Regions from separate parts of the Homo sapiens genome. Here region 1 is linked to region 2. Evidence: read pairs that join two places in POLR2A ChIA-PET (ENCODE). Cell type or tissue: A673. All regions are shown on one strand. Each heading gives the region's core, and the rest is flanking DNA. Links, peaks and the distances in the headings are about the cores only.

The links. Peaks named below come from ENCODE experiments on the same cell type or tissue, not always from the same donor. Only the 100,000 strongest peaks of a DNase experiment are listed, where the experiment ranks them.
Region 1: POLR2A ChIA-PET joins it to region 2 with 8 read pairs; 4 of 35 experiments call an interaction of 5 or more read pairs at or near these places.

What each region holds. Positions count from the first base shown.
Region 1 is chr7:139,408,045-139,420,763 of GRCh38, forward strand. FMC1-LUC7L2 (FMC1-LUC7L2 readthrough) reads left to right here. Exons shown (of 11, transcript NM_001244584.3): 8 at 1,519-1,610; 9 at 4,507-4,536; 10 at 9,494-9,685. LUC7L2 (LUC7 like 2, pre-mRNA splicing factor) reads left to right here. Exons shown (of 10, transcript NM_016019.5): 7 at 1,519-1,610; 8 at 4,507-4,536; 9 at 9,494-9,685. LOC100129148 (a long non-coding RNA gene) reads right to left here. Exons shown (of 3, transcript NR_033999.1): 3 at 9,418-9,651. Among named protein-coding and RNA genes, the nearest start is that of LUC7L2, 55 kb to the left of the region's middle. RefSeq lists a silencer at 2,685-2,885. In A673, for the core only: no CTCF peak of the experiment used is centred there; no DNase peak of the experiment used is centred there.
Region 2 is chr7:139,581,293-139,594,011 of GRCh38, forward strand. It overlaps HIPK2 (homeodomain interacting protein kinase 2), which reads right to left. Exons shown (of 15, transcript NM_022740.5): 13 at 2,525-2,772. It overlaps LOC105375530 (a long non-coding RNA gene), which reads left to right and starts at 4,241. Exons shown (of 4, transcript XR_001745383.2): 1 at 4,241-4,326; 2 at 10,935-11,053. In A673, for the core only: no CTCF peak of the experiment used is centred there; a DNase peak (open chromatin) is centred at 7,509.

The DNA.
Region 1 (12,719 bases), core at 3,324-11,323, 170 kb before region 2:
GAGGTCTGGCTGACAGATAGGAAACATGGGATAGTCATTTTCTTTGTAACTGTTATTGTCAACTGGAATTAACTCAAGGTCCATAGCATTTAAAATAATATAGAATCAGAAAATGCCTAGGGACATCTCCATATTCTCAGGTAACAGTGGGCTCTTTTCAGTATTCTGAGTAGCTAGGGTGATCTCAAGTAATTTTTTAAAAATTTCGAAAAGAGTCACTATAGCAAATAGTTACTAGGCTCCAAGTTAAAACTCCAGTGGTTCCTACTTGGGAGTCTTTGCAGATAGACCTAGCAACAGAACTCAAGCATTTTACTCATATCTTTAAAAAGCAGCAGCATCAGGATGGTAATTGGAAGTGACCTAAATATTTCCATATTAGAAATCACAGGGCATGGGAACTTGTGATTTATAATGGTTGATGTTTTTTTAAAAAATACAAAATAATACTAGAAAACATTTAGAGGAGGAAAATCTTGTAGAAGTGACTTGGAAATGTCATTAAGAAATCATGAAAGGCTAGGCGCAGTGGCTCACGCCTGTAATCCTAGCACTTTGGGAGGCCAAGGCGGGCGGATCACAAGGTCAGGAGTTCGAGACCAGTCTGGCCAATATGGTGAAATCCTGTCTCTACTAAAAATATAAAAATTAGCTGGGTGTGGTGGCATGTGCCTGTAGTCCCAGCTACTCTGGAGACTGAGGCAGGAGAATCACTTGAACCCGGGAGGTGGAGGTTGCAGTGAGCTGAGATTGTGCCACTGCACTCCAACCTGGGCGACAGAGCGAGACTCTGTCTCAAAAAAAAAAAAAAAAAGTCATGGAGCTGGGTATGGTGGCTTATGCCTGTAATCCCAGCACTTTGGGATGCCAAGGTGGCCAGATCACTTGAGGCCAGGAGTTGGAGACCAGCCTGGGCAACATGGTGAAACCCCATCTCCACTAAAAAATATTAATAGAAAAATTAGCTGGGTGTGGTGATGCACGCCTGTAATCCCAGCTCCTCAGGTGGCTGAGGCTGGCAGGTGGAGGTTGCAGTGAGCCGAGATGGTGCTACTGCACTCCAGTCTGGGCAACAGAGTAAGACTGTCTCTAAAAAAAAAATAATAAGATCATAGGCCAGTCTCAGTGGCTCGCACCTGTTAATTCCAACACTTTGGGAGGCTGAGGTGGGAGGATCACTGGAGCCCAGGAGTTGTAGACCCATCTGGGCAACATAGCGAGATTCTGTCTCTATTTTAAAATAATTTGTTTTCACTTAAAAAAAAAAACAAAAAAAAAAACCAAGTAGAAATCATGGAGAAAGGTGAAATTTTACACATTTTCCACAAAATGGGGAAAGATTATGGAAAGAAGACTTGTAGGCCTAATGATTATTTCTGGCAGTACTTCAAATTGAATTATTAAACAGATTTTGACAGCAGTTGTACTGTATTAGAAACCAGATAATATAAAGTTTAGGATAAAGCTGTTTAAGAATGGACTCAGTAAATATTCTCCTCATTTATTACTGTTTTTAAGAGAGTCGTAGCTGAGAAGCAGGAGAAAAGAAACCAGGAACGGCTGAAACGAAGAGAAGAGAGAGAGAGAGAAGAAAGGGAGAAGCTGAGGAGGTATGGAGTAATGGGCCAAGTAATTGAAGTTGAATCTCTGTGGTTCTAAAAAGAGATATAATTGATTTTAAATTTTAGATGGTGATAAATCTGTTATGGGACGTGGGAAACTTCTGCTTACTTTAAAAAATATTACTGTGCGAATTATATAAATGTTTAATTATACAAGTATCGTAACTCTTGGCCATTTAACGGAATGTGATTTCCTTTAAAATGTGTGGAAGAGTGAATAAAGAATGCTTCGTATCTTGTAAGATTTATAACAAAATCCAGCCGGGCATGGTGGCTCACGCCTGTAATTCCAGCACTTTGGGAGGCCGAGGCGGGTGGATCACGAGGTCAGGAGATCGAGACCATCCTGGCTAACACGGTGAAACCCCGACTCTACTAAAAATACAAAAAATTAGCTGGGCGAGGTGGCGGGCGCCTGTAGTCCCAGCTGCGCGGGAGGCTGAGGCAGGAGAATGGCGTGAACCTGGGGGGGCAGAGCCTGCAGTGAGCTGAGATCGGGCCACTGCACTCCAGCCTGGGCGACAGCGAGACTCTGTCTCAAAAAAAAAAAAAGATTTATAACAAAATCCTTTTCTAGCCCTTTGATTTTTCATATTGGGCTAGATTTGCACCAGGTTAGCATAGAATTATTATTTTTTTTTTATGATGTATTTTGTTAACAAAAGGTTTAAGGGTGGTTGTTTCATTGAAGGGTTTTTTTTACATTGAACTTTGGTTAGTTCCTCAATTCTAGGAGCCATAAACTATTAAAAAGTCTAAAAATATCTAAATGTATATAATTCCTCTTACATTGGTATTCATTAATTGATAAAATCTTAGAATTCTAGTATTTGGAATGTCTAAACATTCTTCTGAGTCACTTTTACCATTGGCAGCTAAAATCACATAGCATCATGGTGGCAACATTTTTTTGTAACTCATCTTTTTAACTTCAGCAGCTTTAGGATGGACAGTTATATCACAAATGATTTGCCTGTAGTCCTAATTTATAGTGTTCCTTGAATCATACTACATTTAAATGTCTTAAATTTAAATACCTTCTCTTTAGAGTTAGCAGATGTGCTTAAGCTAATTAAAACCCTTTGTAGTATTAGGTTATGCTCACTTCCTTCGATCTTTGAGCATATTATATACTCAGTATATTTCAAGAAGTTTAAACAGACTTCGTTTGTGTCACATGGCTTATAACCAGGTAATCTTTTTGCACCATAAAGACAGTGAAACAAAACTACATGTCTATATGGTCCCTTTTTAGGAGAAGTGATGTCAGTCCTCTATTGAGAGAGAGAGATTTCTTCATTTACTGTAAAGTTTACCTCAGAGCTTTTATCTACTTGTTCTTTTGTGTATAGTAAGTCCTTATGGGAATATTGCCCAGTATTCTAATATATAAGTGGAATTTTCAGTAATATTGGGAATCTCATTTTAAGATTCAATTGAGGTGACAGTAACATGGAACAGAATTTCTTTGCAGGACTACATTTTCACATTTGTAGATGATGAAAAAGTATATCACATCTTACTCCTTTGTTTGCCAAATGGCAAGTTTCTTTTGACAGTGATTATATAATGCAAATTTCAGAAACATTAAAAAAAAGTCGTTGAATCTGTGAGCTTAAAGAAATATGGAAGTATGGAAGATGAGGAAATTAGAAACTAGTATAAAATTATATAAGATGGGATAAAAGAAAAAAATCATAATCATTTACTGGGTGCTTATTGTATGCCAGACACTGTAGTAAGGAATTTATCCATATTCATCTAATCTTTATAAACCCCACCCCCACTCCACCCCAGTAAAATTTATATTAGTATCCCTCTTTTGCTAGTGACAGAGTAAGCTGAGAGAGGATATGTAACTTACTTAGGTCACACAGACAGTGAATGGTAGAACCAGAAATAAAACTCAAATCTGGCTGATCTCAAAGTCATGCTTTCAACAATGCTATATATCATCCAAAAAAAAATAATAATCCCTGTGGTGTCCTACTAGCCATAATATTCACTTTACATTTCATTGAGCGTTACCTGTGTGCTAGGAAATGTGACAAGTGCCTTAAGTAGAGTATCTCATTTCATTTGAAGAAACACATTGTAAGATTGAACTAGGTGTTCTAGAGATTATAGTATGAGGTTGTAGCTCCAAGAGTATGTAGATCTCAGACCATAGAAATTTCACTCTTTTCCCAGAAGGGAAAAAAGAAATGACAGATATAAAAGAATTTTTTCCAAGCTGGTAAGTGGTTTCTGGAAAATTAGCAAGTTGTGATATGTAGGTTGAGCATCCCAAATCCAAAAAATGAAATCCAGTGAGCTTCAAAATCTGAAACTTCTTGAGTGCTGGCAGCATTTAAAGGAGATGCTTATTAGGGCATTTCAGATTTTGGTTTCTGGATTTAGGGATGCTGAACCAGTAAATTATAATGCAGACACTTCAAATTTTGAAAAAAATCGGCCACCTGTAATCCCAGCACTTCGGAAGGCCAAGGTGGTTGGATCATTTGCATCCAGGAGTTCAAGACCACCCTAGGCAACAAAAAATGTAAAAATTAAAAAAAAAAAAAACAAAAACAAAAAACAGAAAAAATCCGAAACACTTATGATCCTTAGCGTTTCGGAGAAGGAGTACTCAACCTGTACTGTGTTTTAATCTCCTAGGAACATATTCTTTAAGAGCCAGGTATTCTTGAGTTAAGCAAACCCTGCAAGGTGAAGAAATCTGTCGAGTTTGTGGTGTCTTTTGGAAAATTTTGTGTGCGTAGGTACACGCCTTGTATTTATAAAATTAATGTAAACATTAGAAATCAGGAAGAATATAATGTAACACTGCACTGTTTTCTTATTTATAGCCACTTTTCTAAAAATACATATTTTTTTTTTTTAGGTCCCGATCACACAGCAAGAATCCAAAAAGGTAGGTGTATTACATAAGACAGGTATAAGTAGTGAAGTTGTCTTTTTCAAAGGTAGTTTTTATAGATTGATTAAATGGTCCTTTAAAAATTTTCTTTTTTGGCTGGGCACGGTGATGCATGCTTGTAATCCCAGCTACTCAAGAGGCTGAGGCAGAATTGCTTGAAGCCGGGAGGCAGAGGTTGCAGTGAGCCAAGATAGCACCACTGCACTCCAGCCTGGGCAACAGAATAGGACTCTGTCTTTAAAAAAAAAAAAAAAAAAAAAAAGAAAATTTTTTTTGAAATCATTTAGATGCTCAGAGTAGATACGTAAAAGGATTAATTTTTTAAAAATCAATTTGGGTGGTACATTTAGGAAACATGTTCTAAGAGGTTGTAGCTGTTGAAAACATTAGTAGGTTAATAGTTGGATAAAATTTTGATTGATCCACTGTGGGTTAAGCAAAACCAAAATGTTTAGTATACCCTCCAGTCTTGACTTTATGTGAGTTTATTACCCATTCCTTTATACAGTGATCACAGAAGGCTTTCAGAGAGGCATTTGCAGCCTTAAAAGAGCAAGACAATACTTTGTTTTGACTTTCAGCGTTAATATTTGGGGTTTGAAACCTTTCTTTGTAGTTTTTGCTAGTTGCTGATACATTTTTTTGTCTGAGAAAGGCAGGGAAATGTGTTGTACTTCATCATTCTTTCTCAGTTCTTCACTTGCCCTTCTCATTCCAGTCGTTGAGCTTTCTTCATGGATCCATTCCCACCTAGAATGCCCTTTCTCAGTCTTTTCCAAATTCTACCATTCCTCTTGTTCAGATCACATCTTCTTTTAGAAACTTTCTGAGTTCTCAGCTCTAGAGACTATTTCCCAAGAAGTTTTCCCTAAAAAGTAGAGAATTTGTTGTTATGAAAGAAAAACCTGGCTGAGCGCAGTGCCTCACGCTTATACCATCACAGCTCTTTGGGAGGCCGAGGCAGCCAGATCACCTGAAGTCAGGAGTTCGAGACCAGCCTGGCCAACATGGCGAAACTCCATCTCTACTAAAAACACAAAAATTAGCCGGGTGTGGTGGCAGGTGCCTGTAATCCCAGCTACTTGAGAGGCTGAGGCAGGAGAATCACTTGAACCCAGGAGGTGGAGGTTACAGTAAGCCGAGATTGTGCCACTGCATTCCAGCTTGGGTGACAGAGTAAGACTGTCTCAAAAAAAGAAAAACAAAAACCTTACAGTTCTGTTAGCAACATCTATCAATGATATTTCTGCCTAAAACACTAAAAAAACTAAAGAACATTAATAAGTGGGGCCAGTTGTGTCAGCTAATTTATATTATTGGTGAATTTCTCTGATCTAGCATGATAAGTAGAAACATTAAACTGTGATACTGTTATTGTTTACTGTTTGATTAATATAAGCTGGTCCCTTTGTTGAAAACATAAAGTATTGCACATAGAACATCTTTAGATATTTGGGCCAGAAATTTAATTTCTATTCCTCTAGTCCTGTTACCTAGATAATATGTTTGCCTTGTAACTGGGCTCCTTAGTTCTCTGTGCTTGCCCACCCCCCTTCTTCACCTCATTCTATTTTTCACACGTCAGCCAGGATGAGCCTTTAAATAAATGAAATACATCACATCAGCCCTCTGATTCTCCAAAGGTTTTTCATCTCATTCATATGAGAAGTTAACATCTTTACCAAAGCTTTTACATAGGGTGACGGTGTGGCCTGGGGTGTCCAATCTTTTGGCTTACCTGGGCCACACATCAGATACACTAATGATAACTGATGAGCTGGAAAAAAAATTGCAAAGAAATCTCATAATATTTTAAGAAAGTTTACAAATTTGTGTTGGGCTGTATTCAAAGCCATCCTGGGCAGCATGCGGCTTGGAGGCCGCAGGTTGGACAAGCTTGGCATAGCCCAAACTGCCCTGGGATAGTTCTGGTTTATGTCTTTTATCCCAGAATATGTATTAATAGCTTCTCATTACATTCAGTAACTTATTCAGAGCCTTCTAGTTTGAATGATAAAGTACCTGGTCATCCTGCCTGTAAGACCCTGATATTACTTCCTTTTGCTCACTTCATTCCAGCCACACTGGTCTTTTCCTTCAACATGCTGAGCTTTTTCCCACCTCAGGGACTTTGCATCTGTGTTCCCTCAGCCTGAAGCACTCCTCTCTGAGATGACTGATTCACTTGTTCCCTTTCTTCTTTCAGCTTTGCTTCAGTGCCAACCTATCAGAAAAGCCTTCCCTGCTTATTCCGTATAAATATTTCCACTCTTTTCTCTTTTTCCACTCTACGTAATAACATCTTTTAATTTTTTTTTGAGACGGAGTCTTGCTCTGTTGCCCAGGCTGGAGTGCAGTGGCAAAATGCCAGCTCACTGCAACCTCCGCCTCCCAGGTTCAAGTGATTCTTCTACCTTAGGCTCCCTAGTAGCTAGGATTATAGGCACGTGCCACCATGCCCTGCTAAGTTTTTTTTTTTTTTTTTTTTTTTTTTTTTGTATTTTTAGTAGAGTAGGGGTTTCACCATGTTGGCCAGGCTGGTCTTGAACTCCTGACCTCAAGTGATCCGCCTGCCTCAGCCTTCCAAAGTGTTGGGATTACAGGCATGAGTCACCATGTCCAGCAATAGATCTTTTTTTTTTTTCTTAACCACCTGACATATCTTTATTTACTGCCTACAAACCTGTATAGATCCCTTTCTATAGTATAAGCACTAAGTTTAGTGCAGGAACTTTGTTTTACTTGCTACTCAACCTCCCCTAGTATAGAACAGTGCAAAAATACCTAGTGAATATTTTTTGGATGAAAAAATTACCTAGAATTTTTAAAAAGATGAATAAAGTTATACATTGGAAGAAATGGCATTCATAATAACTCAAAATGAGTGGTTAAACGAAGTATGATTTGATAAAACTTACACTGAGAGTTTTATATTTTTTCCCTCTGCTTCCTTTTGGAATTACTCTTTTCAGCTGTGGAAATAACGCTTTTTTTTTTTTTTTTTTTTTGAGACAGGGTCTCACTCTGTCCTGAGTAGCTGGGACCACAGGCGTGTGCCACCATGTCCAGCTAATTTTTAAAAATTTATTGTAGATACGGGGTCTCCCTATGTTGCTCAGGCTGGTCTTGAACTCCTCCCGTTTAAGGATTAAGCAGTCCTCCCATTGTGGCCTCCCCAAGTGCTGGGATTACAGACACAAGCTATTGTGCCCAGCCAGAAATACTCTTTTTAAGTGTGGCTAAAGCTACGTCCATGTCATGTACCTTTCTTTGACTATAATGTTGACATAAGCTGAATGCCTTTTAGCATCGTTCATAACAATCAGTTGAAGATAAACTGTATTTGTAAACTATCTCATATGTATAATATGATTTTGAACTTGCTGTATCAAATTATGAGCAAACCTCACATTCTTAAAGTGACTTAAATTTAAGAGTTTTATTGAGGTATAAAATATATATATATATATATATATATATATATATATATATATATATATATATGATTTACTCTGAAGTCAGTGATTTTTTAGCAGATTTAAAGCTGTGCAACTATCACCATAATCCAGTTGAGAACATTTCCATCATTCTTAAAGTGACTCTTCTAACAAAGTTGCATTCCTTTGTTTCCCCTTGTTTTCTGTCAAACGTTTATGTCCTCTCCATGCCATTTCCACCCTCACCATGCACCCCCACCCACCCCACAAGTTAGTTTGTGACCTGGTGGAGGCTATAAAAGTGTCTTACCTTGTGGGTTTTTTTCTTTTCAAAAAATGTCTTTATTTTGCCAGCACCTTGATCGTATATTTTCTGGTTTTTCAGAATGTTTTTCGTTCTCTATTTCTGTGTATTCATTAGAAATACATTTTTTTTGCAATCTGAGTCAAGTTCTCAAAAATGATTTTCGCAAGTGTTCTTTCTCCCAAACTGTTTGCTCCTTGAATAGAGAACTGTCTTACTGTGTTTGTTTTGTCTTGCTCTCTATTGCCCAGGCTGGAATGCAGTGGTGTGAACACAGCTCCCTGTAGCCTTGACTTCCTGGGCTTGGGTGATCATCCTTCCTTAGCCTCCCAAAGTGCTGGGATTAAAGGCGTGAGCTACTACCCCTGGCCCTTACTCTGTTTTGATTACACTGTGACTAGACATGCATATTGTGGGCATTAAAAACTTACTTCTATGGTTATCTCACCTTTCTAATTCAGACAAAGAGTAATTTGTCCTGACGTATTCTTCCTCATCTCTTCTCTTCCCTTCTGTCCAGGTCTGTCAGGTACATATTTAATTTCTAGAGGATACAAAAATGTTCAAGATATTTAAGTGCAATTAAATTCATAACAAATCTAGATAATATAGCCCCTGGCATATAGTAGTGGTTCAAAAGTTGCTTTCACTTGAAAAACTATTTCTGATAATAAATTTATACATTACTGATTGCTCTCTGAGAATTATCAATCAGTGTCTTGTTTTTGAGACAGAATTTCACTCTTTTGCCCAGGCTGGACTGCAGCGATGTGATCACCAGGTCATTGCAGCAGCCTTGACCTCCCTGGCTCAAGAGATTCTCTCACCTCAGCTTCCTGAGTAGCTGGGACTACAGGCATGTGCCTCTGTGTCCAGCTAATTTTTGTATGTTTTATAGAGACAGAGTTTCGCCATGTTGCCTAGGCTGGTCTTGAAATCCTGAGCTCAAGCGATCCTCCTGCCTCAGACTCCCAAAGTGTTGGGATTACAGGTGTGAGCCACGGCGCCTGGCTGAGAATTATTAATGTTTTATTTTGAATTCTAGTATGTAGTTATTAACACACCAGCAATTCAGTGTAGATTTAGCTGACTTGGAATATAATTGACATTAAGACTACTGAAAAAAAGTTTCTCTTTAAAGAAAAGGCTTTAATAAATGAGAAATATAGTAATTACAAAGGTAGAAACAAAATCAAATCTTGTCTGGTAGATCCAGGTCCAGAGAGCATCGCAGACATCGATCTCGCTCCATGTCACGTGAACGCAAGAGGAGAACTCGATCCAAATCTCGGGAGAAACGCCATCGCCACAGGTCCCGCTCCAGCAGCCGTAGCCGCAGCCGTAGCCACCAGAGAAGTCGGCACAGTTCTAGAGATAGGAGCAGAGAACGATCCAAGAGGAGGTATTGATGTGTCAATCAGAGGATATGGAGCTACCTTAATGTTTTAGAGTTGTTTATGTTTACTTATGTTACTTATGTTTAGAGTTCAGATTATTGGTTTGAAACTTTTGCATCTGGTAATATGTACACATTTATGTGTGGGTGTACAACATTTTTCTGTGATTATATGGGTAGTTTTGAAAGAATATACTTATGAGCCAGAGCAAGAAATTGGAACCAATATGTGTAGAGGTTATTGCTTTTCTCTGCTTAGTGTGTCTTGGAAAAAAGTTCTTTACAGGTAAATAATTTTAAATACCAATACCCTTAGTATGGATCAGCAAATTAGGGGCTCTGAGAAGTCCTTTCATTACAAGAGTTGTTTAGCTTTGATTTATTGTTTTCTAAACTTATTTGAGCTGGGATGCTTTTTCAGAGCAGACACATTCTAGTATATTCTTGTTTTATCTGCACTATAGATATGTATTGTTACATACCTTCAGCTTGGCAAGGCAGACTAATAAGGAGGTTCCAAGACTTCCCTTGGTTTAATGAGAACATTCAAAAGGTGCAGGCATAGGGTAAGGTATGTTTGAGGACTTGAATATCTATTAAGGATAGACAAAGGATTATAATGTGGTAGAAGAGTTTAGCATTCATAGTCTGTATAGATCAAACTGTCAAAACTTCTCAGGTCACATGATGGCCCTTAAACCAGGTAATTTCTGTGTAACGTAAGCCATGTTTAAAATTGCTTTTTTCTTGACAACTATTCAGAAGTATATGTATGATAAACATTTTTTGAGTGCCTAGTACCTACTAGTCTTACATATTCTGTGGATTACTCCACATAAAATCTATAATAAAATCCACAGAAAGCTGTTAAAATCTTTCCTATTTTTTTTTGACTCAACTTTCCATTCCCTGAAATCACTCACAAGCTGAGTTTGTTAATAGGCTCTCAATATTTTATTTCTTATATTCTGGCCTTGTTTTTAGTATTTCTTAAGGTGATTTTAATAATAATTAATTGTATATGTTTTACTGTACTAGACTTAGTAAAACATAAGAAAGACGTATAACATAGTTGAACAACTTTAAGTTGCTCTAAGAAGTTTCCTATGTGAGGCTGGGTGCCATGGCTCACGCTTATAATCCCAGCACTTTGGGAGACCGAGATGGGCGTATCACTTGAGATCAGGAGTTCAAGACCAGCCTGGCCAACCAACCCCATCTCTACTAAAATACAAACATTAGCCGGGCATGGTGGCACATGCCTGTAATCCCAGCTACTCAGGAGGCTGAGGAAGGAGAATTGCTTGAACACAAAGGTGGAGGTTGCAGTGAGCCAAGATCGCACCACTGCACTCCAGCCTGGGTGACAGAGCGAGACTCCAGCTCTCAAAACAAAAAAAAACAAACAAAAAAAAAAACAAAAAGTCTCCTATGTGAGTTAGAACAAAGGATTGACATCTTTGACAATAATTAGACTGGCATAAGACTACCACATGTTATAAAGTGCTAAACTGCATATCATAGAATAAATGATCCGAGAGTTTAGATGAGGCAAATAACAGAGTAATCAAAAATGGCTTCAGGTAGTCGGTAAAATTTGAACAGGTAGAATCAGCTAGGAAAAAGATATTCCATATAGAGTGAATATCCTAGGCAAATGCAGAGAATGAGGAGGGAGTTTGTAAAGGACAGAGTGATTTGTAGGCCTCTTATCTCACACTCTTGAAACTGATTTTGGGGGTCTACCCTCAGTGCAGTGTTCAGAAATAAGCATTTTTTAAAAGTTACCTGTCTTATCTGCACAATGAATTTTCAGAATTATCCTGCTAGGTGATGGAAGGTTTAGACATTTTCCTGTGTCAAATCTGCCCAACTGTCATTGTTGTTGCTGAACTCCTAAATGTCTTTATTGGTGATGGGTATGGGAAGGATGGGCGTGAAGTCCCCTAATCTGAGATTGTGTTATTTTAGTCCCTGATGCTTCCTGCGTTGATGAAGTTGTATAGGAATTTTTCCACCATACATGATACATGATCATATCTAAGATGTCAGCATGTTCATAAAGAGGATTATTTTTGTAAAACTATTAAAAGTTTTGCTTTTCTCGAGCACTTTCTCATCTTTGAATTCAAATTATTCTCTTTTAAAGCATCATTCTTTGTTTTATACTAAAAATTACCAGATAATTGCTGTTAAAACCTACTTGGTATTTCATACAACATCAAGTTATTGCTACATATTTGGGTTTAATTTTTCAAGGTAAAAGTTCTTATTGAAAGCCTTTTATGTTTTGCTGTTCTCCTTTCCCTACTGTGAAATACTTGTCTCTGATACAAGTAGATTCTTTGTGACCTCTTCCTGGCAATAGTGCCCTGCGTAAATGAGGACCATTTGCATCTATCTATCTTTTTGCTCTGTTCAAACATGTTTAGTGCAGACTCCAAAGTCAGATTACTTGGGTTCATTGGTTTAGGCTAAGTAATTTATTTTTTTTTTTGAGACGAGAGTCTCGTTCTGTCACCCAGGCTGGAGGGCAGTGGCGCGATCTCGGCTCGTTGCAACCTCTGCCTTGCGGGTTCAAGCGATTCTTTTGCCTCGGCCTCCCAAGTAGCTGGGATTACAGGCCCAGGCCACCACACCTGGCTATTTTTGTATTTTTAGTAGGGACAGGGTTACGCCATGTTGGCCGGGCTGGTCTCAAACTCCCGACCTCAGGTGATCCACCTGCCTTGGCCTCCCAAAATGCTGGGATTACAGGCATGAGCCACCACGTCCCACCTTGGCTAAGTAATTTATAACTATCTCACCTGTCTTTCCCCATCTACTAAGTGGAGAAAGTAAGAATACCTGCTTTGTTAAGATTATTGGTAGTTTGAGTAAAATAGTATATGGAAACCACTATGTGTGGGACATAGTAGTTGATACTCATAGTTTTTTAGTTATTACTGATCACTGGGACTGTTTGGCATCTAGTGTCTTTTTAGGTATCATTTTTACCATCTCTTTTCATATTTTATTCCAACAAAGGCTATGGATAGGA
Region 2 (12,719 bases), core at 2,630-10,629:
GGAGCCTGGGAGCTGCTGTCGGTGAGTCGGGTGAAGGCAGCTTCAGAGAGCAGGCATCTGGCCCCCAGGGCTCAGGTCCCCGGGGTTCTGGCTCCTGCCCTGCCTGGGACTTAGTTGTTGAACTTTCCCTTAGCCCTGCATCCTTCCAATAAGTTGTTTGTCTTAAGCCAGTGTAGAGTTCATTCTGTTGCTTCCAAAAGAAACTTCACTAACCCCAACCTGAGAAGGACTGAAAGACTGAGAGCCACAGGAGGGGGTGAGTATGGCGGGGAAACAGCAGTGCATATCCTGGCCTAAGAGGGCTGGGGGAGCGCTGAACTCTCCCATGCTCTGGGTGCTGTAGCTGGGGGAGCTGTTAACTGGCTGTACCTTGGCCTGTATGCATCACTGGGCTCCAGGGAGCTGAGGAAGGCTGCTTTCCCGACTTTTCCAAGCCTAGGTGGGTTCTACAGCTAAAGGTGTGTATCGGTATTGAACGCCACTGGCTGGGGAAGGGCAGGCACCAGACGAGGAATGCCCCTGCTCGTGAGGGCACAGGCAGCACTCCCGCATATGGTATGAGTTCAGTCTGCAGCTTCGAGGTTTGCACAAACATATATTTAAGGAACTTAAATAATGATACAAGACAAATTCTATCCTTTGCAAATATTTAAACTTAAAAATGTGTGCTGCATATACCCTTAAACAATATTTAAAGGATAGCTGAGCTGAAAAGTATGCAGCTCTCTTTAAGGAATCCTGGCTCCCGGGAATGACTTCGGGTGCCTCCCAGGGCCCTTTGGTTACTGCTAGAGAATGTTGCTTCCTGGCAGGGTTTCCACCAAAACATTTGCCCGGGTGGAAAAAGATGGTTTTTGGAGAGAGATGTCCTTGTAGCCTTGTGGAAGGGACAGCTTCATTTTCTTTTCCTCACAGAGATGCCTAATTTTGGGAGGGCTCCAGCCTGCTTCTCTGGCCCCAGGTCACCAGACCCTAGCAGCAAGTACAGCCTGGCCCCTGTCAACCAGAATGCTCGCCCTGGCATGTGGCACTGCTGTGGCTCTATTTTTCCTGAAGGTAAGGTCTCCTTCTTCCGAGAGAGCACAGCGCGAGCTGCGTGCTGCTTGTGTGTCTTTCTCGCTGTAGGCACCACGACCCCCTGCCCCCAGGCCCACAGGAGCGCTGGCTCTGATGTCAAAGCTGCTTGGAGGCTGCATCGTCATGACGGTACTGTTGGGGACAGACCAGGACTTGCAAAAGGAGACGTTTTAGCAGGGTGCTGAGAAGCTGCATTTCACAAGCATTTCTTCAGAGGAAAGGTAGCTGGGGTAACTCCAAAGTCAGGGAAAAAGAGCTTCGCCGCAAATGTCGGAAAGGGTGATGCTGCCTTGGGTTAGGAAGTAGGTGGCGGGGAGCGCAAGCCTGTGGCTGTCACCATCTCCCCTTTAGGCAGAGCCTCTCAGCAAAAGGGGCCCCATCCCAGGCAATGCCATGAGCTCTTGGGAGAGCGTGCCAGGGCTCTGACCCTCACCGTGCAGGCTGGCCTGAGGCACTGGGCTGGAAAAGCCCTAATGACCCCATCCTGCCTCTACGCTTCATCCTCAGTGGCAGCCCCTGAATGGGGCCTGCGCCCACTGGGTCTCACATGTGGTCACCACCCAGGAAGAGTCCCCAGTTTCCTGTAGCGACCTCAGGTGACAGACATGAGGTCCTCCTGAGAAGTAACAGCTTCTCACATCTAGACAAAAGCTTCCTGGCGTTCCCTTTCCTTCCCTTTTCAGTTATGCCGCCACGCAGGTGCAGGCTGGCTTGGGTGTGGTTTGTGGCGGAATAGCGGGACGCGCAGACTTCTTCTGGTTTAGTCCCCACATTCTTCCACTGTGAGCATGAGCAAGGGAAACGCTAAATAGATGCTACAAAATCTACAGTGAGCCACTGAGTTTATTCAGAAGGTTACGTTCTCAGCCTTTATTCCAGGGCCCAATTTTCAAGACAAGCCTTCGCGGGACAGGAGGAGTCCTCTGAAGATAGCAGTGCATGAGCAGAGAAACACACATGGCTTGGTCTCGCCGCCCAGCAGCTGATTCCGAGGAGGGGCTGAGAGGGGCCAATTTCACCCTTCCCTAGCAAGACTCGGAGGAGGTTCTTCCTACACAAGAAGCCCATCTGACCACCAGGGCTTCCTGGCAGAGAGTGGTGCTAGATGTCAGCCAGGAACTCCCCAGACCAGGTATTCTTCCAGGCTCAGGCATAAAGAACCAGGAGGCTTTTATTTTCTATTAATCAACCTAGTTGGAAGCAGAGCCATTGTAAAGGCAGAGAGGTATTGATTACAGGATTAAAGAAGGAAAACGCTGCTTATACAATGTGCTGTTCAGCAGAAGCCTCCCCTGGATACTTGAATAAAATCCTCGGTAAGGGTCGCCTGCAGTCACTGGGCACTTTCTATTGTACTAGCTCCCATACAGCAACATTTCTAGCAGCAGAAAAGCAGGAAAACCACTCTCCAGGGAGAGGTTCCTGCCCTGTCCTGGCCCCAAATTACCTGGCACCAGGCTATCACACTCCACCAATACTTCGCTGGCCTGGGTTTTCAGGGGTGGCACGATGATGGTTCGGGGGTTCCCCGTGCAGTGATTCTCCAGGCTCCCCTTGGTGTCAAAGGCATTGGCATTGTTGTGCCCAGCACGCTGCTGCACGGAGTAGGGGCTGGTGTTGCTGGAGGAGTCGGAGTAGGGGGAGTCGTGGACTGTGACACAGCTGATGACGTTTTTTCTTTGCTTGGAGACAGTGCTGAAAATGCAAAGGGAGAAGTCAGAGGTGGGAGAAGGCCGTGAGGTGAGACACCCAACTAGCACTTCATGCCCTGGGGCAGGGGAGGGAGGCAGAGGGGAGAGGGCAGGAACAGGGCTTTTGCCCTCCCTAACCCCCATAGGGAGACTGGGCATGCAAAAGTCCCCTGTGTAGCCGGCAGCAGGGGGACATGTGAAGACATGGAGAAGGGGCTGGTGCTGGACCCACAGGGGCTTCTGGAAACTAGGGAGTGAGATGCTTCCGGGCTGGCCTGGGCTCTTCCTGTGCAGCAGAGCTCAGCAGAGCTGCAGGGGAGGCACCTGCAGCCCAGAGCTGGGTACAACCCCCGTGGGCCTGCCAGAATGGGACATCTGAGCAAGGAGAGAACCAGCAAGAACCCAGCAACCTGGGGACCTGGGTTAGGAGTAAACCTCGCTGGGAGAAGAATGTCATAAGCTTAGGTTTGGTGCCTGCGGCCTGGCAAAGCTTATGCAGGAGGGAGCAGAATGTCCAATGGGATGCAGCGTGAGGCTCTGAGGGGGCTGCATGCACACAGCACAGTGCAGACATGCTGCAGAGAACGCAGAGCTAGAGTTGACACCCTCTGCCTCTCCTTACTTTGAGTGTGCTCTGTGGGCTGTGTGCAGGCCACTACGACCTCTGCAGTCCCCTTTTCAGGAGCCAGGCTCACCTGCAGCTTTTCCACTGCCTGGGCCAAGGGATCGGGGGAGATGGTATTGCACCGGGGCCTGGTGGGAAGGCCCCTGCCAGGTTGATGCTGTGTGAAAGCCACTCTGAAGCCCTGGCCTTCATCTTATATGTGGAACTTCATACAATAGGGAGGCACTGGCTTTGGATAGCTCTTGGCCGGCATGTTTGTTCAGAGATATTTAAGTTAGTGTGGTTACTTTGGGAACTACTTCTGTTTGTCTTCAAACTCAGTGAGAGGCTGCTGGCATGATGGATGTGAAATTTATTGTTTATTGTGTGCTTATTTAAGACTTTAAAATGAATGTGCATCTATTTTTATATATTGATCATTTATTTTTAAGAAATAAAAATTGCCTAGGCAACTGGTCAGTTTCCAGCTAATTGGATGAGAGAAGCAGCTGGTATTTACGGAGCCTCATAGAGTCACAGCCACCTCCCGGGTATCTTGTTTGAGGCCACACAGCCAGGCCAGGCTCTTCCCATGATGGATCTCCACCACCCTAGAGGCAGCAGGGAAGTGGGCAAATTCCAGAGCCCACAGCAGCCAGGCAGGAGGGACAGAAGCAGAGCCTGTCTGCTGAGCTACAGAAGGCTGGGGGATCTGGGGGGTGCAGTCCCCAGGAGGCGCTGGCCCTGCTCCCCAACGCCCAGCGCTCCTGACATCTAGGCTGGATAATTCTTCCAGTGGCTGGACACTGTCCTCTCTGGTTCAGGGTGCCTAACCGTGTTCGTGGGTGAGAACACGAACCTTGGAGTCAGCTGTCTAACTTCGGCATGTGCTGGTGACAGGGCGGTGGGCAGCTATTTAACCTCTCAGTGATTCAGTGGCCTCATCAGTAAAAGGTAGGTAATAATTGTACCTATATCATAGGCTTGTTTTGAGAACTAAGTGAGAAAATACAAGTGCTTTCAATGATACACAACACATGGTAAGTATTCCATAATAGCTGCTATTCTTCTTCTTCTTACAAGTTGTGTTACCTTAGTTAACATGTGAAAACAGGTTTGCAAAAAACTTATTTAGGCAAAGAGAATTCTATCAGGGTAAGGACTTGCTGGAAAAGTTTCCTTTTTTCTAGTTTATGAATAAACCAGAAGATTGAAATCAAAGAAAATTAAAACTCATGATATCTCGGAGATCTACGCGGGGTACTACAGGGAATACCTATACAAAGAAATATGTGTCTCTGCCCTCGAGGAGATTAAAATCTCAGTGGAGGACTGTATAACAACATGACAAGTTAAATAGTAAAAGCTTTAAAATAACCAGTTAGAGAGAATAATGGATGTCACAAAGCCTCCGTGATTAACTGTCAGATGAATCGTACAGATGATAATTGTTAAGAACTCAGAAGAAGGTGAGGAATGAATTGGTTGCATATATTTATGGCTCTTCATGTTAACTTAAAGTAGATAAATTTTAATTAATAAAGACCCACACCTCCCAGTTATGACAGTTTAAATGTGAAATGTCCATATGCTTGTTCCTCAAAAAGCTAAACACAGAGTTACCCTATAGCAATTCCATTCCTAAGTACATTCTCAAAGGATTGGAAACAGGTACTCAGATACATGTAAGCCAATGTTCACTGCAGCACTATTCAAAATACCAAGAGGTAGAAACGACCCGAGTGTCCATCAGCTGGTGAATGAATAGAAAATATGGTGTATCCATACAGTGGAATACTATTCAGTCATGAAAATGAATGAATGCTGGGAGGGGTGGCTCATGCCTGTAATCTCGGTGCTTTGGGAGGCTGAGGTGGGAGGATTGCTTGAGGCTGGGGGTTCAAGACCAGCCTGGGCAACACAGTAAGAGCCAATCTCTACAAACAATTAAAAAAATAAGCAAAGTATGGTGGTGCATGCCTGTAGTCCCAGCTGTTTGGGAGGCTGAGGTGGGAGCCCAGGAGTTTGAGGCTGCAGTGAGCTATGATCACACCACTGCACTCCAGCCTGGGTGTCAGAGTGAAACCCTGTCTCCAAAAAAAAAAAGTTCTGATACATGCTACAATATGGATGAACCTCGAAAATATTAAATGAAATAAACCAGACACAAAAGGACAAATAGTTTGTTTGAGTCTACATATATGAAATATCTAGAACAGGCAAATTCATACAGACAGAAAATACATTAGAGGTTACCAGAGGTTGGGGGCTAGGGGAGAGGAGAGTGGGAAGTTACTGATTAATGGTATAGTTTTTGGTTGGGGTAGTGGAAAAGTTCTGAAAATAGATAACGGTGATGGCTATACAGCATTATGAATATAATTAATGTCACTGAATTTACACTTAAAAATGGTTGAAATGGCAAATTTTATATTTTACCACAATTAAAAATTAACAGACTAAAACCACTGAATTGTACACATTCAACGGGTGAACTATACAGTACAGTACATGAATTCTATCTCCATCAAAAACAAAGTCCAGGCTGGGTGAGGTGGCTCATACCTGTAATCCCAGCACTTTGGGAGGCCGAGGTGGGTGGATCACCTGAGGTCACAAGTTTGAGATCAGCCTGACCAACATGGTGAAAATCCGTCTCTACTAAAAATACCAAAAATTAGCCGGGAGTGGTGGTGGGGCCTGCAATCCCAGCTACTCAGAGCCTGAGGCAGTAGAATCGCTTGAACCCAGGAGGTGGAGTTTGCAGTGAGCCAAGATTGCACCATTGTACTCCAGCCTGGGCGACAGAGCAAGACTGTGTCTCAAAAAAAAAAAAAAAAAAAAAAAAAGCAAAAGAGATTCAGAGTCTTGGGCACTTCGCCGCTGTACATCAGGGCTCAGTAGAGACACCCAGAGGGTGGGAGGGCACTGAGATCCAGTACAAGAATTACAAAGTGGAAGCTAGGTGCGGTAGCTCACCCCTGTAATCCCAGCGCTTGAGGCCAGAAGTTTGAGAGCAGCCTGGGCAACACAGTGAGATCCCACCTCTACAAAAATAAAAACATTAGCTAGGCATGGTGGTGTGCACCTATAGTCCTAGCTGCTCGGGAGACTGAGGCAGGAAGATGGCTTGAGCCCAGGAGTTTGAGGCTGCAGTGAGCTGTGGTCGTGTCACTGCACTCCAGTGTGGGTGACAAAGAGACCTACACTCTAAAGAAAATAAATAAATAAATAAAAATAGTTAGGTACGGTGGCTGACACCTGTAATTAGCACTTGGGGAGGTCAAGGCAGGCAGATCATTTGAGGCTAGGAGTTTAAGACCAGCCTGGCCAACATGATGAAACCTTGTCTCTACTAAAAATAAGAAATCTGCTGGGTGCAGTGGCTCACACCTGTAATCCCAGAACTTTGGGAGGCCGAGGTGGGCGGATCACTTGAGGTCAGGAGTTCGACACCAGCCTGGCCAACATTGCAAAACCCCGTCTCTACTAAAAATACAAAAATTAGCCAGGCGTGGTGGTGTGCACCTGTAATCCCAGCTACTAGGGAGGCTGAGGCAGGAGAATCACTTGAACCCGGGAGGTGGAGGTTACAGTGAGCAGAGATCACACCACCACACTCTAGCCTGGGTGACAGAGTGAGACTCTGCCCCCACACCGCGCTGGCCCCCTGCTGAAAAAAAAAAACAAAAAAACAAAAAACAATCCTGGGTGTGGTGGCACATGACTGTAATCCTAGCTTCTTGGGAGGCTGAGGTGGGAGAATTGCTTGAACCCAGGAGGTGAGGTTGTAGTGAGCTGAGATCACACCACTACAATCCAGTCGGGGTGACACAGCCAGACTGTCTTAAAAAAAAAAAAAAAAGATTGCTGTCTACCAATAACAACAAAAAAGAATATCTCGAAATATTTTATAAATATAAATTAAGCAAAAAAAGGAAGTGGGACTCTAGGAGGTCTCTGAGCTAGGAGGTAGGGAGGAGGGATCTGAAAGCAGGGAGATGCTGGAGGCTGAGGACGAGGAGGGAGCAGGAGGGAAGGAGAGCTGCCTTAAGAAGACAAGGGCAGAGAAACCTGCAGCTGTCTTCTGGGATGAATGCGGGGGAGTAAAGGGAAACAACTGGTCTGCTGCAGTCTCTTGTGTAATAAGGGAACTCCTCCCACCTCACACTGTTTCGAAGTACTCTGAGGGCCAGGGGAAGAGCTGGGAGCCATGACTGGGAGCAGCTGCTGGCTCCCGAGGGGAGGTGAGGAGATGGCGCTGCCCTGCCCTTCACTCTCAGCTTCGGGCACAGCTACTCCTGAATGATGAACATGCCTCTGGTCATCTCATGAAACGCAGACATGTTCTGTTGCAGGTGCCCATTCTGTGGGTGGAGGACCCCAGGTGAGGATGGAGGCTGACTCCCAAATGTGTCCTGGGAGCTGGCACTGCAGTCCTAGCTCTGCTGTTCCTTTACTGGTGTGGCTCTGGACAGTGGCCTGGATAACCTGTAACATCCATCCAGCTCCAATCTGCTCTGAAATTCATTGAGAGAGATTACTCATGGCATTAAAGGAGCCATTATGAGGATCTCTGAAAGATTCCTAGAGACATTCTAAAATAGGAATGGTCTAGCCCTAATCTGGAGAGGAAAGAGATCCTTTTAGCAGATGTACCTTACCTATAGACCCAGATCTGGCCAGTTCTTGCTGATCATATCTTCCTTAGGATCTGAGTAGTTTAGAAAATGAGCATTTAAAAAAAAAAAAAACAACAAAAAGACAAAAACACACACTAATTTTGGCAAAACTGTAATCTGCCCTCGAGTAAAATTCAAATTGGGCATATTTGGAGCTCTTCACTCAAATGTGGAAATTGTGGAGAAGCTTCAGCTTAATATGAATAAGAATTTTCTAACAACTAGAACTATCTCAAGACACAACAGCCACTTCATGAGTCACTGAGCTTCTTGTCACTGAAGAATGGCTTTCTGGCATGAGTCTTGTGAGAGCTGACAGCTTGGCGTGGGTGACCTGTGAGAACTGAGGGCCATCTCCTTGATGGAAACCCAACAGGTAGTGAGCCTCCCACTGAAGAGACTGAAGAATCTGCATGTCAGTGTCTAATTATCTACAAGGAGTGTGGGATAAAACCTTTATAAACTCTTCCCAGGTCCCATCCCTTTGTTGTAGCTGGGGAGCCCCTGGCTTAATGAGCAAATATGTACGGCACAGCTTGATGCTGATTTGCCTACCTTTTTGGATTTACAAGTGACACATTTATTTGCAGAAGGTGAATTCATTTGCTAGCTGTTTTTCATCTCTTCCATTGTTAGAAAGCTCTGCGCTCTACCTGAACACACTATGCAGATTAGAGAACTAATGGGAAGCTGTTAAATGAGTCACTTTAGAAATGAGCACACATTTCAGATGACTACGGCAGATTCTTTAGGCTCGTATCTATCGATACTACTGGGATTCATTCCATGATTGCGTCTAGTTATTATTGACAGCTTATCAATCCCATTATGAGTTGGTTAATGCAAGTGAGAGAGATAGCGATAGGGGCAGAGTGAGAAATATTTGCTGAAATGGCCTTGGAAGAACATCACTTCTGAATAAAGAACAAAGCTGTCAGAGTTCACAATTGCATTATGTTGTCATGGCAATAGATAATTTTCATCATTTCAAAATGATGAAAATAAATAAGGAGCTAAAAAGTAAAGAAATCCCTAAAGGAGAAAGCACTGGCAGAAGATCAGATATAACCTGTGACCCCTTCCCTGTAGGGTCTTATCTGGAATGTGTCTCTGATTTCTATTTGCTAATCTGAGTCAATTTCATCCTTCAAGACCAGGGTCAAAACTCATCTCCTCCAATAACTTCTTTTACCCTTCTGATTTCATAGTCAATGCTATGTGTTCTATTACTATGATGCTGATTATTAAGTACAGGTAACATTTATTGGATGCATACTAACTACAGCTTAAAGTGCTTTATATGTTTATCTCCTTTAATCATCATGGCAAGATGATGTGGTAAAGAATATGACTACTTTTGGCTGGGCACAGTGGCTCACGCTGGTAATTCCAGTGTGCCTCCAGACCAGTATGCTCCTTCCTGATAGCTGCTGACTTAGAGTCATTAGAGAGAAAAAAAAAATCTTCATTTTAATATGGCACATACATTCCATTCAAATTATTATTATTATTTTTAGAGACAGGGTCTCACTCTGTCATCCAGACTGCAGTATCGTGTTATGAGCATAGCTCATTGCAGCCTCGAACTCCTGGGCGGAAGCAATCCTCCCATCTCAGCTTCCCAAGTAGCTGGGACTACAGGCACGTACCACTGTGCCTGGGGAATTTAAAAAAATTTTTTGTAGAGACAGGGTCTTGCTATATTGCCCAGGTTGGTCTCAAACTCTTGGCCTCAAGTGATCCTGGCACCTTGGCCTCCCCAAGTGCTGGGATTCCAGGTGTGAGCCACCATGCCTGGCTCCTCCTTTCAAATTGTATTATCTGCATATTTATGTCTATGTCTATGTCTACACGTGTGTGTATATAAATACACATATATCACCCTTAAGATCATTTTTACATGACTACTTTCTAGAGAAATCAGAAACAGGGTCGCAGAAGTAGCCATGAGTAGTCACCTCGTCCTTGTCCCATCAGATGCAGCGGAAGGAAGTGTTTGCTCTCCTTCCATCTTCTTCTGAAGTCCAGTCTCTCTCTTCCCAACTGGCCTGGGAGTTTTGACTCATCTTTCCTCATCACCTTCAGTCTATCCACTGAGCACCGCTCTGCCCTATGGTATCCAACCCTCTGCCACCCCTCTTCCTCCTTCTTCCCTGTGGAAAGCAAGGAGCAAACCAGGAAGCTGTGGCATATCAGTGACAGCTTTGTAATGTGACAGCAGCTGGGGACAGTAGGGTGAAGTGTCTCTTCTTCAAAATACACCCCTGAGCCACTCTACTCAGCCCACTGGAGTGTCTTAAATGGAGCCCTGTAAAGAGGGTGTGGCGAAGTCAGCTGGACAAAAGATCCTACCATCACCTCTTGAGATGAGTCACATGACTGAAATATTTTTCAACTGGGGATGTATTGTACTCAAAATGGAGAGACACCAAAGTTCCTTCAAATGGCACTGTGTGTCTGGGTTCCTTTGTTCCTTCACTCAAGCCTGATTCCCACGTCTCCATGAGCATGGCAGGAGGCTGGCTGTAGCAGCTTCTCAACCAATGGCAGGATGGAGCAAGCTACATGGTTATAGGTAGCAATGGAGGCTAATCCCACTTTGGGCTTTTTGCCCATGCAATAATAAATGAGTGTGTGTGGTTTTTGCTCCCTCTGTTAAGTGGATGTTAATTTTTCAGGCCAAAGTAATTTGAGCTGCAGTTTATCAGTTTTCTAACCTTGCTTTATCTATAATGATTTCTCTAGACTTTCAACTTAGTATAAACAAGGAAAACATTTCGGGTCAAATTTTTTTTATATATAAACATGTTAAGAGTGAGCTAAGTAACTGTTTTTATATCTAAAATACTGAATGATATTTATGAATCAATTTTCTTAAAGTTTTCATTTTTGGTAACGTCGGCTGAAACAGTGGCTGCTTACACAGGCACAGTGAAGTGCAGCCTGCAGGAGACACTTGATGACCTAAGCAGAACAACCCACCTACCAGAAATATCCAGGTAACTGAATGAGTGAATGCGTGAATGAATAATGGAGCTGGACAAAATCATTTCTATATGATCAGTTGATGTGAACCACTTTGGTTTACACACTTAAAAAATTACTCTCGGCCAGGCATGGAGGCTCACACCTGTAATCCCAGCACTTTGGGAGGCCAAGGCAGGAGAACTGCTTGAGCCTGGGAGTTCAAGACCAGCCTGGGCAACATAGTGAGACACTGTCTCTAGTTCTTACAAAAATAAAAAAAGAAATTACCCTCATGACTAAAGGTTGTATGCTACAGCCTTTACAAGACCATTTCAACACAAGGTAAAGATAGCAGGGGGGTCTGGATCAGGAGACGTGGATCAAGAGAGTCCAGGAGAGAAAAGATGGCTTGTTCAGTATGTGTAGACAATTAAATGCTTTTCTAATCGAAATTGTCTATAAATATTTAAAAGAAGACCAGTTCTACTACTTAATCCTGGGGGACCCAGAACAATATCTGTTTGTCTTATCTTTTGGCCAATTCTCTAGCCATGACCAGAGTCCCCTAGTCCAACAGTAATTCACTGAAAAGGAGTTCCCTGGCTCTTCCCTGCCCTTCTTACTTTAAAAAGAGCTGACTCCGCCCTTCTCAGTGCCATGGCTCCAGCACTCTGACAAACGCCCAGCACCAAGAGGGGGCTCAGTGGACAATACTCTAGACTCCCTATGGCCCTGGCATGGTGACCTGCACACAGTGGCATAGTGGTAGTCACAGGAGGGAGCAGGATAGAATCTGTATTCATTGAATGAATGACTGAAATCAGTTATTTTTGCCAGTTATTAAGTTTGACATTTCTTCAAGAGCATGGCACCTGAGTCCCAATTCTGCTATTTAGAACCTGTATCAATTTGGGTGAGTCACCTACCTTTCCTGAGCCTCAGTTTCTTCATCTATCAAATGGGAATAGAAATATCAGCCTTGCATGCCCCATCAAATGATGGAGGAGCTAGTGCGGGTGGAACACCCAGTGCATGTTTGCTATGATTCTCCTGTCTTTAGCTCAGTGTCTCCCAGCATCTGCCTCCAACATGCCCTGGAGTTCTTACGAGTGGAGCTGCTGGCCAGCCATCTGCTGTGCAACCAACAGTGCCACATACGTGGGGTCAGGAATAATGATTTTGCATTGGCTTTCTTTTAAAAATTCTAGGCTATATCATCTAGTCCTAGAGGTTTAGTGACACCCTCAATCAGGTCTAAAAGCCCCTTTGGTGGTGGAGGCACTGCCATCCCTCTGAAGGTCATCGGCTGCCTGACTCTGGCTGCCAAGCTGAGGCTGAGCCATGTTAGGGGAATTAACCAGCATTTTAGGCAAAGTTACAGGACTGGCACTGGGGTAAGTAGCAAATAGAAAACGAGGCTGGGAACACAGAAGGTGGGAATCAACATGCCCACAGCATGGAGAAATCAGGCTCGAGAACAAGGATGATCAATGTGTAGGAGGGAAGGTCTCCATCGCTCCAGCTGGGACACAGAAGGGCTGGGGAAGCTCTTCAGCTGGAGAGGGACCAGGTGACCCCTCCATGTGGCTGCACTTGGGGGTGCATCCTTGTTTTCCCAGGACTGATGCTTCCCCTTGAGCCCCTCAGTATCTCCTGACAAAGCTGACCACCCCCATGTAAGGGGAGATCCCTCCCCAA